Linked DNA regions of Mus musculus: region 1 is linked to region 2. The links are chromatin contacts, found by POLR2A ChIA-PET in ENCODE. All regions are on one chromosome and are shown on one strand. Each heading gives the region's core, a stretch centred on a gene start or an enhancer-like site at or near the end of the contact. The rest is flanking DNA. Distances are from core to core; before and after follow the strand shown.

What was found. ChIA-PET counts read pairs that join two places held with the same protein, here RNA polymerase II (POLR2A).
Region 1: POLR2A ChIA-PET joins it to region 2 with 14 read pairs in embryonic stem cell. The contact joins the promoter of Ankrd13d here to the promoter of Rad9a in region 2. POLR2A ChIA-PET finds 5 or more read pairs at or near these places in 3 of 5 experiments (Patski and embryonic stem cell).

The regions. Positions count from the first base shown.
Region 1 is chr19:4,281,328-4,287,238 of GRCm38, forward strand. It overlaps Ankrd13d (ankyrin repeat domain 13 family, member D), which reads right to left and starts at 1,810. Exons shown (of 15, transcript NM_026720.2): 1 at 1,554-1,810; 2 at 842-977; 3 at 591-715. The coding sequence starts at 1,643. Grk2 (G protein-coupled receptor kinase 2) reads right to left here. Exons shown (of 21, transcript NM_001290818.1): 21 at 4,672-5,911. The coding sequence ends at 5,773.
Region 2 is chr19:4,199,575-4,205,657 of GRCm38, forward strand. Rad9a (RAD9 checkpoint clamp component A) reads right to left here and starts at 2,029. Exons shown (of 11, transcript NM_011237.2): 1 at 1,909-2,029; 2 at 1,755-1,825; 3 at 1,355-1,483; 4 at 891-1,005; 5 at 698-797. The coding sequence starts at 1,942. Gm30082 (a long non-coding RNA gene) reads left to right here and starts at 2,134. Exons shown (of 4, transcript XR_388289.3): 1 at 2,134-2,224; 2 at 2,553-2,664; 3 at 2,810-2,864; 4 at 2,964-3,666. It overlaps LOC102631992 (a long non-coding RNA gene), which reads right to left. Exons shown (of 4, transcript XR_003952884.1): 4 at 5,675-6,083.

The DNA of each region.
Region 1 (5,911 bases), core at 560-3,059, 82 kb after region 2:
CTATACTCCCACTCCAAACAAACCATGCCAAGGAGAGAGCCCAAGTAGGCCCTAAAATGATCTACACATATAAAAGTTATAAGCATTGGGGGCCTAGAGCTAGTTTTGACATGGGCCATAGCCCACTGTGGGGCCCTACGAGGTCCTCTGTCTTTTCTGTGTCTGAGTCCTTTATCTGTAAAGAGAACACAATGATCCTTCCAGACCTTCCCACATGTGAGGAGCACAACTGTGCCTCTGTCCTTTGTGTGCTTCGGATGCACAGGACTAGGCACTCCAGGGTCCAGGCCATCTCTACCCAGTCACCTTTCTGGAAATTTACATTCTCTAGGTGACCCAAGGCCTACCATTCTATCCAAGAGATTCCTGGTATCAGGGACCCTTAGTGCTGGTGAATGTCTTCCTTGCAAAAGACCCAGTCTCATCTGCATGGGCCTGGGATCCCATATTTCTTACATGACCCTTGGCAGAGGTTGAGACACAGATGGTGGGAAAGCGTCTCGCACAACCTAGATACTCCTCCAAGGCCAGGCTTATCACAGGAAGACGGAGCGCCTGTTATACCCCACTTCTTTACTCTATGGTAATACCTGACGGAGTTTGTTGAGCAGTTCTGGAATGCCAGCCAACCTCTGTGTGGCCCTCTGGAAGTCCCGATACTGGAGTACCAACTGTACCATCTCAGGGTCTCCAGTGCTGACTGCCTCCTGCAGGACTGGAGATGAGCAACTGCTGGGGTAGCCCTCTTAGCGCCCCCAGGCACGGTTACTTACTCCCCCTGCCCCCCATTCACCAACCTGGAAGCTAGTCTCAAGGGAGGACCCTCTGCCCTGCACAGTACCTGCCCAGCCCTGGTGGCTCTCTTTGCCCACGTTGGCATTATGTCGGAGGAGGACTCTCACAGACTCCAAGTTCCCCAAGGTCACAGCAAGCTCCAGGGGGGTTCGCCCTTGGGGGTCCTCCTGCTCAATGTCGTGCTAAGGGAGATGGGTCACTCAATACAAGGCAAGAGAGGGCCAAAGCAAGGAGGTCACTGGATTGAAAAGGGCTGGAGTTACTATGGGTAACCAGGTCAGTGAGAAGATAAGAGTGTGGCCTATGTGGACTGGAAAGTGTCGGGGTAAAGGGGACAGTAAGGGCCAGTGGGAAGGAACTGCTCATTTCTTCTGCCCTCTGCTATCCAGAGTTGAGGGCCTGGTGGTGGAGTCTAGCAAGACAGATTCAGGCTAGGGATGCTGAGAGTTTAGACCAGCTTGAGGGCTAGAACACGGTTCTTGTCCTCATTCTAGCTCAGAGGTGATGAGGGTGAATCCTGAGCTTAACGCAATACGAAGGGGGCAGATAGCAGAGCAAGGCCCAACCAAGGGAGATGCGCTAAACAAATGCTCAAGCTCGAGGGCAGGTGACCAGGGATTTGGAAAGAGCTGGACCTAAGGAGTCAGGATGCAGCTGCGGAGCACAGCAGGGGCGGTGAGCTGCGGAGTAGATTCCGTACTTTGGCACCGGGGCTTGGGGAGGAAACCAACCGAATCGGATCCCCTTCAGGGCCTCACCTTGCGGCTGTGCAGTGCGGCCTCCAGTTCGCGGTGCCGGTTCGCCCAGACTAGCCGGTGCAGCGGGAAGGTGGGGCCCAGGCCGGCCATGCTGGGCTTCAGCACCGCATCCCGAGCGAAAGGCCCAGCCCTTCTTGGCCTGCGCCTGGCACGTCCCCTGCTCCTCCGCTCTGAGCCGCACCTCAGCCGCACCCGCTGCAGCCCCGCGGACCCCTGCTAGAAGCCGCCGCAGCAAGAGCGAAGGCGGCAGGGAGGGCGGGGCGGGGATCTGGGGGCGGGGCTACATGGAGTTAGGGCGTGGCGTCGGGCTTCGCACACCCTCGCCTCCCGTAGCTACGGCAACCACTGCAGGCCTGCGCGCTGGGGGCGGGCGGAGTGTGTGTGGGGTGCTGTCCAGTCTCCAGGGCAACCACATGCGCCCCAGGAACAGCCGGAACTTCATTTTGAAGCGCCATGGTCGGTGGGGTTGTTCCGGAGGGCGGGGCATAGCTGCAGCTCCACCCGTGCCCGCAGGGGGCGCCCCAGGCCCTGGGCAAATCTCTTAGTGGTCAGAAAGGTGAGGGAGGAGGGAACGGAAGGGGAGTGGGGTAGGCTCGGTGGCACTGGGATTGGGCCAGGGTCTGTTGTTCTTGCAGCCCCCCCCGCCCCCACCCCCCCCCACCCCCGCTGACAATGTGTCCTTCTGTCTAGCCCACTCCTGAGTTCCATCAGCACCGACTTGTCTTTTATAGGCGGGTGGGATGGGAAATCTTGACCTCATCCCTGCCAGCACAGGCGCTTAGCTTCTGGAGATGGGCACCCCGCAGCAACCCCTAATGCTGACCAGTCAAAGCTTTCTTTCCCGAGGATCTGTCTGGCCTTGATGCCTGGAAGACAGCAAGGAATCAGGAACAGGAATATTGTTGGGGTTGGGGGACATAAGCTCAGCTTCCTGGCTGGGTGATCGGCCAGGGTGCACGCTACCACCACAGGAGTCCATTTTGCAGAGGCTGCATTTTACTGCCAACAGGGAAGGAAGGAGAATTTCGAAACAAGGCTGGCACTTCCACTCACACAGGATCTAGGGTTCAAGCAGCCAGCCAGCTTAGTTGGGACCCTTGGTTATCTTCAGTCCTACCATGGGTTCTCTGATCCTGGTCTTGCTGGGTGGCGAGGGGGTAAACCAGACTTTCCAAAACTGACTCTGGTCTGTTTCTCTATTTTTAAATCTTACATTCATTTTTGTGTGGGGGTGCTCATGAGTGTGGAGGTGAAAAACCAACTTTTGAGAGTTGGTTCTCTCCCATCCTTTAACTCAGGTTGTCAGGTTTGGCAGCAAACACCTTCATCGGATGGCTCCACCTCCCTATCTGTTAAACTTAGTGTGATGGAGAAAGGCCATCTAACTGAGGTTCCCTTCCTGCCCAAGGATGTCCTCATCTCTTCAGCCTGATTGCCACCTTTCTCCCTGCGATCGGGTGGTTTATAGCAGTCCGGGATCTAGGCTACCCACCGTGTGTGCTGTGGTCAGGTCATCTACGATGTCTGGACTTTGGGAGGAACTCAAGGCCCTGAGCTTCTAAAGGTCCAGAGCTCTGCAGTTAGGTCCTGCTGGTCTCTGCTTCTGTCAGAGACTTCCTCCTCAGCATCGTCACCCTGGCCCTGGACGGCCTAGGACTTGCTGCAGTCTTGAGCATCTCTCCGCCAGTCTTTACTGCTCTGACATCGACCCTTCTTTCCACATGGACCTCCCTCTCCTAGCTGACAGCTTGTCCACTCCCATCTGATATCACTTCCAGGACACCTCTGGTCTTAGGTATTCCATGCTGCCATATTAGGGTGTCAGAAGCCAAGTCCAAACGCCTTTCTCTCTTCCTTCCAGGCCAGCTGTGCTCTGAGCTATCATCACCTCTTTTTTGTTGTTTTGTCTTTTGAGACAGGGTCTCACTAACTAGCCCAGACTGTCCAGGAACTCTCTCTCTGAGGACCAGACTAGACCCAAACTCACAAAAGTGCTGGGATTAAATGTGTGCTCTGCCATGTTCAGCTCCACCTTACCTCTTGACCAACAACATGGCCTCCCTCACACGCTCCCTCAGTGTGGCCTGGCTTACTACACTGTTCCATTTTTTCCTCTCTGGCGTCTTTCACCTCTTCCTTCACAATCACCAATTACAAGAACATCTTTCCTGGACAGAAGCAATGGTCCTATCTCCCCACTTCTTGCAGTGACCAGCTATTTGTTTTAGAGCCAGTTCTAATGACTGCAGCCTGCCCTAAAACTTGAGACCTAGCTAGACATGGTAGCAAACCCCTGTAATTCCAGCACTTGGGAAGTGGGGGCAGAAGGGCGAGGAGTTCAAGGCCATCCTTAGCTACACAGTGAGTCTGAGGCTAACATCTGCTAACCACCCAGAGCCAAGCAAGTTCAGCCCCCGGTCTGTTCAACGCTCCAGGATGCAGTCACTGAGTGATCTGGGACTGTGCTAAGTTAAGGCTGGCCTTTCAGGGCCCCAAGGCCTGGTTCCTTCCATTGCAGTTTGCTGTCTTAAGTGCTTGACCATTCCTGATCTTAGAAGCATCTCTACGAATGACTACACTAATGCTGGAGGTACAGCTCAAATGCCATTTCATCCAAGACCTCACAGCATCTGCCCCAGAATTCTCTCCTCCTCTGTGCACTGAACAGGAAGGGCAGTGGTGCTCACAGGCTGTCTCTGGCCAGGCCTGGAGCAGGGGCACAGGAAGAGGAAGGTCATTCCTGGGAGCACAGGCTTGATGCTGATGCTCAAGCCAGAGGCCAGGAGAGCTTACACAGTGAGGCCAGTGCCAGCCAGACACAGCCAAAGGCTCAAGAGATGCAGTGTGGAAGAGAAAACAGATGTGTGCCGAGAGGAGTGGGGATTAACACAGTGCTTGACGTGCAGGGGCAACTTGCTGAAACCAGTATACCCCCAGCCATTCCAACCATGACAGCTGACGAGAACTACTACGGCTACTCCTGCTTATGTGGGAGGCGAGCGGAATAATTACTCCACCAGGGAGGGGAGGACGGGTTACTAAGCTCCTCCCCTTTCAGGCCCCAGACTGAAGTGACTGAAAAATAGTCACCAGGCACAAAGAGTCTGAGACAGCGAGGAGTCAGGCACCATTTTTTATAAAAACGCATAGTCTCATTTTCCACTCTTTAAAATCACATTCAAAAATCGGCAAAGAAACGCCCTAGGAGTGAGTAGACAAGAGGGGAGGGTGTGCCCACCCAGCCCCCAAGGGGAGAGGGCGCGACACCACACACAGCTGCGCGACTGGCACAAGGGGTCATGCGGTGGGCAAGGTGGCACCTGTGGGCAGTGGCCACTGACATGACATGGGCTAAGGGGCTGGACAGTGTGGGTGGGGGCACACTGACCAGCCAGGACAGGGAGGGCTGGCCCCAGCTGGGTTCTTATGCTGTGCCACCCACCTGCCCAGGCTGTCCCACTGTGGTCCTGGGCAGGTGAGCCTCACCCAGCCCAGGGTTAGGGATCTAGGTTCAGGCTAGGCCAGTGTGGCCCAATCCACAATTGTCTTTTCTATGCTCCTGAGTCCAGGCACGCAACAGGAAGAAGAGGGGACTTGCAGGGAGGCCAGCAGCAGCCACTGCCAATGGCAGCCTCCTGATGAGGCAGTGGTAACACACAGGCTTTTCCTGAACAAGGACCCAGGAGCTGTCACTGTGGGAGACCTCCTAGTCTGAGGAGACAAGGGCCTTCTCTCACCAGTGGCAAGAGGGCAGGACAGCAGGGGTCTGTCCCTCTGTGGCATGGGAGCTGTGATAGGAAAGTTCAAGTAGTACCCTGTGTTGCCCCTTTCTAGGGCAGGGGTGCTGGGCCACAGACTGAGCACAGCCCACAGAGCCTGAAGTGACACACCCACTGAGTGTGGCTTCACCCCATGGAGGGGCAAGAGGGCTGCTGAGGGTTGCTCTTCTTCCCTGTAGGAAGATACTGGGAGCAAGGACCCTAGGGGGTGGGAGTGGGGACAGGGGAGGGGTGCTAGACAGTGGCTGGGTTGGTGGCAGCAGGAGCTGAGGCAAGCGGGCCCCTCCCTGGGGGCTGGGCCAGGCTGGGGCCACAGGAGATCACAATAATTACAAAATAAAACATTTTCCGCTTTGCGGGAAAACAAATAATAAAAATTCAACAAAATAAATTAGAGGTTTATAAAAGGCGGGTGGGCAGGCGGGCAGCACATGGGTGGATCAGAGGCCGTTGGCACTGCCACGCTGGATCAGCGGCACCTTGCTCAGCTCCACCACAGGCGAGCGTGGCTTGTTCTTCATCTTGGGTACTCGCTGTACCAGCTGCTGGGCCTCGCGGTAGGCATCACGCAGCTCCTTT
Region 2 (6,083 bases), core at 779-3,278:
GCAGCTCCTGCTTTTGAAGAGCAAGGTAAGGGTCCAAATATGTACTGAGTTGTGTGGCCTCGACATAGAAACCCTGAGTCCCCGTCCCTCCTGCCCCCAAAGACAAAGGTGCTTTTGTGTTTTGTGTGAACTGTGAACATGCACGGGCAGAAGCCGGAAGATGTGCTCAGTGATGCTGCGTCTCAGGGCTGTCCATCTGGGGGTTTGGTTTTGTGCCCCCCCCCCAACACACACACTTTTTTTTTTTAAAGACAGGGTTTCTCTCTGTAGCCCTGCCTGTCCTGGAACTTGCTCTGTTGACCAGGCTGGCCTCACAGAGATCTGCCTGCCTCTGCCTCCTAAGTGCTGGGACTAAAGGCATCCACCACCACCACCACCCAATTAATACACATTTTTATATAAGTGGGACTCAAAACCAGGCCTTCAGGCTTGCACGTCAACCATTTTACTGAGTTATCTCGCCAGCACATGCACCCTTTTTTTGAGAAAGAGTCTCACTGCTTAGGCTACCTAGAAACTCAATGGCCTTCCCAGTGAAGTTTCCTAGAAACTTCTGATCCTCCCACCTCAATCTAAGAACTGCTACGATGACAGGCATAGGCTAGCCAGGCCTGCTGAAAATGGAGCATTCCTAGAATGACATTAAAGCCCTAAAGGTAGGAGAGACTCAGGCGAAGTTTGAAGCAGGGGTGCTTACCGTGCTGGGGTGCGCAATAAGTGAGGGCATGAGGCTGGGTCGAAGACAGCCTGCAGGGACTCACAGTCCTGGAAGGAGAGGTTGTGTGTCTTCTTGACCCCTGGATAAGGGAAATGGTCTCAGGGCTTGGCAACCTCCACTGCCACTGCCTCCACACCCACAGAGGAACTCTTTGGGCAGGCCGCTTGCTCACCATACTTGCAGTGGAGCTGGACCACCAGGTGGCTGTGGCTGCCACTGAGGGAGATACAGCACTTCTCCACAGACTTCTCCACAATTGCCAGAGAGCGGAAGACGGACAGGAAGGCCTGGGCAGGGTAGGACATCAGTCTGGCACACTGCTTCCACGGCCCAGCTCTACATCCCATGTAGGCCCTGGCCCCATCACTGGCCCCACAAAGCTGTGGTGTCTGCACACTCCCATGCTGCCTTGCCCATGCTGGTCTCTTTGCTGGGAAGGGCCACTAACCTTTTCTTGACCAATGTCACCACCCTCTCCACAGATCTTAGATAGCCCTCTACGGTCTAAACATCTTTACCTCACTGCATGTTGCATGGAATAGCTCCCATATGAGACTAACTCCCTAGTCAAACTCATCATTTACTGAGTACCTGGCACAGAGGCACAGCTGTGGAGCTGCTTCAGGTGGCCCTTACCTTCATCAGGATCTTACAGCGCAGCAGGTCCTGACCAGGGGAAGCCGCCTGGTACTGCTGGAAGAAGAGTGGGGCAAAAAGGAAGCAGGCATAGGCAGAACGGGACGAGTTCACAGTCCGTAGGGAGAGCTGAGACACAAAAAGCAGGCAAAATTGCTTTTCCCTTAAGTTACTTTAGCCCCACCTTGCCTGCCACTAGGCGTTCTAGGAAGAGCAAGTACCCTCTGTATAGACATGCAGCCTCAGAAGACTGGGCCCAAGCCGATGTCCGAACAACCCAAGAGATAATAAACTGCGCCGGAATATCTGTCCACCATCCCTGTAAGGCCGAATGAACACCAAGCCTAGGCTCCCCATTCACCATTGAATCCGCCCCCATCCCTGCGTCCCAGTCCCTTACCCCGTCCTTCAAGGGTTCCAGATAGAGCTCGTCCCCGATTCGGGATAGCGAATGGACAGCCTTGCCCAGCACTGCGGGGAGGAGAACAGAAAGTGGTTAGGGGGACTCCTGGGGCTTGCTCACGTGGTCTGCTGCAAGGTAGGTCCAAACTTACCCTTCACGTTGCCCCCGGTGATCAGGCACTTCATAGTACATAAGCACAAAAATCGAGCTTGTTTTGCACACGAACCGGGACGGGATAGGACATATAATGAGTCCCAGCAGCTACTACGACTGCCTAAAGTTCCCTTCCCGCGCACCGTCCCCTCCCCGCTGCCGGCCTGGCCTCCGCTTCCTTATTGGTTCACCCGGGGTTTCTCCGTCACGTGAGAAAAACGTTCCTAAGCTCGGTGTCACGTGATCTAGTCGGTTCATTGGGTGTGGCCCGGGTCACGTGACTGCGGAGGGCTTGCTCCTGTGTCCTTCCTCAGGTCTGATTCTCCCACCCGAACCCGAGCCCTGCACACCCTGCAGAGCTCTGCAGCTCCACTGGGCTGCACTGGGCATAGGTGAAGGGCATACTAGATGGAGGAGCAAGGTGTCTGCACCAAGGATCGAGCTCTGGACCAGAGCCCTAACGTGGGAAGTGTAGACCCTCCCGGGTCGCTAACTTTAGTGTGTGGGGTTACAGGGTCAAATCAAGATAGTCCGCGCTCAATCTGGGCTGGGGATTCTGTTGTGGCAGCAACCACCAGCTCCCCTCAAAAAACGTAACTCGCTTCAAGAGCGATGAGAAGGGGCTGTTCATTTTGCTTTCAGGATCCTTCACTGACCTTCGTAAATACATGGAAAGATGAGAAGGTTCTGGGACAGAAAAGGGTGGAAGGATGGACTTGTCAGAAGGAGGGGCAGAAGCAGAAGCACAATGGGGGTAGGCGAATATGGGTGAATGGGGTGTCCCGAGCCTTGTGCGGTAAGGGGTGGGGAGGCAGAGCTGAAGGGATGAACTGGGAAGCCCTGGGAAGGCTTAAGTACTACGCGGGGTTTGGTTTATGTACATTTTACCAATTACCCAGACAGTGTGGAAGGATGAAGATTTTCAGCTGGGACGCATTCACCTTGCTCTGGGAGGTAGTTCAAATGCCTAGAGCAACCCTTGCCCATCCCCCTGCGGGCCTGTGGGTAGTGGGGAGGGTGTGTTTGTTACCTAGCCCCTCTTTGTTTTTCTAGGCTCCTCTCCCTCTCCAAGTGCTTCTTTCCTAGAGCCTCCGGGGAGGAGGCGGCTTTCCCTTTCCACATCCAAGGCAAGCTGCATACAACGCAGAGGTGTCCAGTTCTCTGTTAGACTGGGAGTTAGGGGATTACCAGCATCCTCTCCTCCTCACTTGCTCACGTCTTCGGTGGATTCTGGCTGCTTCATTTCCCAAACAGATGGCAAAGTGGCCCTCCTTCTGTCTCCACTGTCCTCCTTTCACTGTCCAGACACAGTCCTCAGTGACCCGCCCCCCCCCCCCCCCCCGGTGGGCTTAACTCTCCTGGCAAAGTCCAGTCTCTTGATCAGGAACTTTGAGGATCCAGGTCCCACAGAGGTCTTCACTGTCTCCTACCCCACATGATCACCTATCTCCATAGCCCTGCCAGGCTCTTAGCGGCCACTCTGGCTGCTTCCAAGGCTGTAGCCTGCTTCTCCCATGCTGACTTCTCTTCCTGGGCTCAACAGCAAAGGTTCCCTCAGCAGAGAAAACCCTAGGCTTTGAGCCATGGTGTGTCCCAGTTTCCTCTGTGTTTAATATTTGTGCTTCCTGCTGTTGTGGCTGCTGCATGTGGGCAGGAACTGCTTCTGTTTTGTTTATTGCTCTGTGTACTTCCCACCCAGCCTAGGATCAATAAATAGGTGTTGAGCCAGGTATGGTGGCTCATGCCTATAATCCTACCACTAGCGACTCGAGAACTTGAGAGGCCAGCCTGGGCTATATAGCAAGACCCTGTCTCAAAAAAATAGAAAAAGGAGGGCCTAGAGAGATGGCTCAGTGGTTAAGAGCACTGGCTGCTCTTCCGGAGGACCTGAGTTCAATTCTTAGCAACCACATGGTGATCTGATGCCCTCTTCTGGCATGCAGTACAGATAGAGCACCCATATAAATAAAAGAAATACATCTTTTTAGAAAGAAAGAAAGAAAGAAAGAAAGAAAGAAAGAAAGAAAGAAAGAAAGAAAGAAAGAAAGAAAGGAAGGAAGGAAGGAAAGGAAAAAGTTAAGTATGTGGCACAGTTTAACCAGGCTGCTCCACCCTCCACCTCTGCCCACAGCACCCCCTCTCCTGATAACTCTACTCTCCCATGCTTAGCCCATGTTCGCACAGGTTTGTAATCTCAGGTTCTTGGAGGGCTGGGGTGGAAAGATTGAAAATTCAAGGCCTATTGAGATGACAGAGAACGTTCAAGGCGAGCCAGGCGGGTGGGGGGGGGGGCATAAGCTGCTTCTGTGCGGCCTGAGGACAGGAGCTCCGCAGCCAGCAGCGGGCCCAACAGGAAGAACCCCGAAAGCTGCCCGCTGACGCCCACAAGCACTCCACGGAAGGGCTGCCAATCTCACACACACTAATAATAGATGTAAGAAAAAATAAAGGGCTGGAGTGTAAATCTGAGTAGAACACATATCTAACATTCAAAAGCCCTGGGTTAAACCAGGCCTGGTGGGGCACTAATTTAATCCCAGGAGAGGCAGAGGGGTCTACAGAGTGAGGGAGTTCCTGGGCAGCCAGAGCTACACAGAGAAACCCTGTCTCAAAAACAAGCAAGCAAGCAAGCAAATCCCCAGTGCTTCCTGTTTCTTCTTCTTAAGATATCCTCCCACCCTACCCAGGACTGGGTGAGATCTTAAAACATCCTCCACTTCCTCCCCTGTCCCCTGCCTGAGCAGCCAGGCTGTCTCAACAGGAGACAGAAGGCGAGGCTCCCTGGAAGACAGAAGGCTCCCTGGAAGCAAAGGAGACGGCTGCTGATTGACCTGTTCTGTCCCTGACATACTGGGTGTTAAGGTGCTATTCTAGTGTATATGAGGTCGTATATACTAGGAGAAGGAGAAAGGATACTTTAGAGTGATCACCCTCCTGTTTTCTCACTCAATGCCAGAAACCTGTAGTACACTGGACTGCGGAAGGTAAGGAACAGGATGCTCGCCCAGACTCCCTCCAACCTGACACTTAAGATCCTGAAGGGTTTCCCTGGGGTGTAATCCTTGCAGACAAACTCTTCTAGGGTCTGTTCCCTGCCCCATTCCTGGGTTGTGAGTCTAGTATGGAGCTTTCCAATCCACCATTCTGTCTTGCAGTTAGCACATCCAGTCATGCAAGTTTACCCACAAGCACAGTAAGAGGGGGAGGGAGCTGGGACCCACGGGAGACGTTATTATGTTGAGTGGGAGATGGATCACCCAAAGAGGGCTTGGGTCCATCCTGAAAGTAGAGCAAAATGTGAGTCCAGCTCTGTGCACAGATGGCCTGGAGCAGGCCAAGGCCCCTCTGCACCTCCATTTTTCCCTCAAATGCAGTTGCAAGAGATGATGGGATGACCTCAGGATTCAACCCCCAAACTTACGGTGTTCACCTCACCCCATGTTGGAGGCAGCTTCCTACAAAGGTTCATTTGCTTTGTGTAAATGTAAGTGTATCTGGGACGGTGATGAAGGGTGGCTGCCACTGCAAACCCTCAGAGGCATCCTCTTGCCGGGACCCAATTCCTTCTAGAACCACTTCCCCCTAGCTGTTTAGGGCTGAATCACATCACAGGGAGCCCAAAGCTGGGACTTGGTGCTCAGCCATCCACTGCATCAACACATACAGCACACATTGGGTGCAATTTTCCAAGTTTGGAACAGAGACAAGATAAAGCTCCCTGATCTCCGAGTATGGTGTGTAGGTGCTACAGGGAGGACAAAAGGATACTGGGAGAGGAGAGGGGAGGGGAATGCTGGGAGAAGAGAGCCTCCTCTAGAACAGCATGTCCAGGTAGGGCATTTGCCTGAAGACCTGAGGAAGGGAGCTACAAAGTGAGAGCCACGGCTCTGGGGCTGGGTTGGGAGGGTCACACAGGGCAGCTGACAAAGAACAAGGCACTACAAGTCATTGTGAAGCTGCACCTTGGGGAAAGGCAGGAATCTATGGCTCTGGGAATATGCTGTCACGTGGGAGTTTTGACAAACTGGCGTAAATAGCAGAAGTGCAGAAGAGTTTGGAGAGTTGGGGTTCACCTGGGTTTGTCTTGGTATAGGCTGTAGATACGGCATTTGTGTGCTTACTCTGGGGTAACCAAGTAGACATGGCAGCTCTGAGATGTTGGGGCACTAGGAA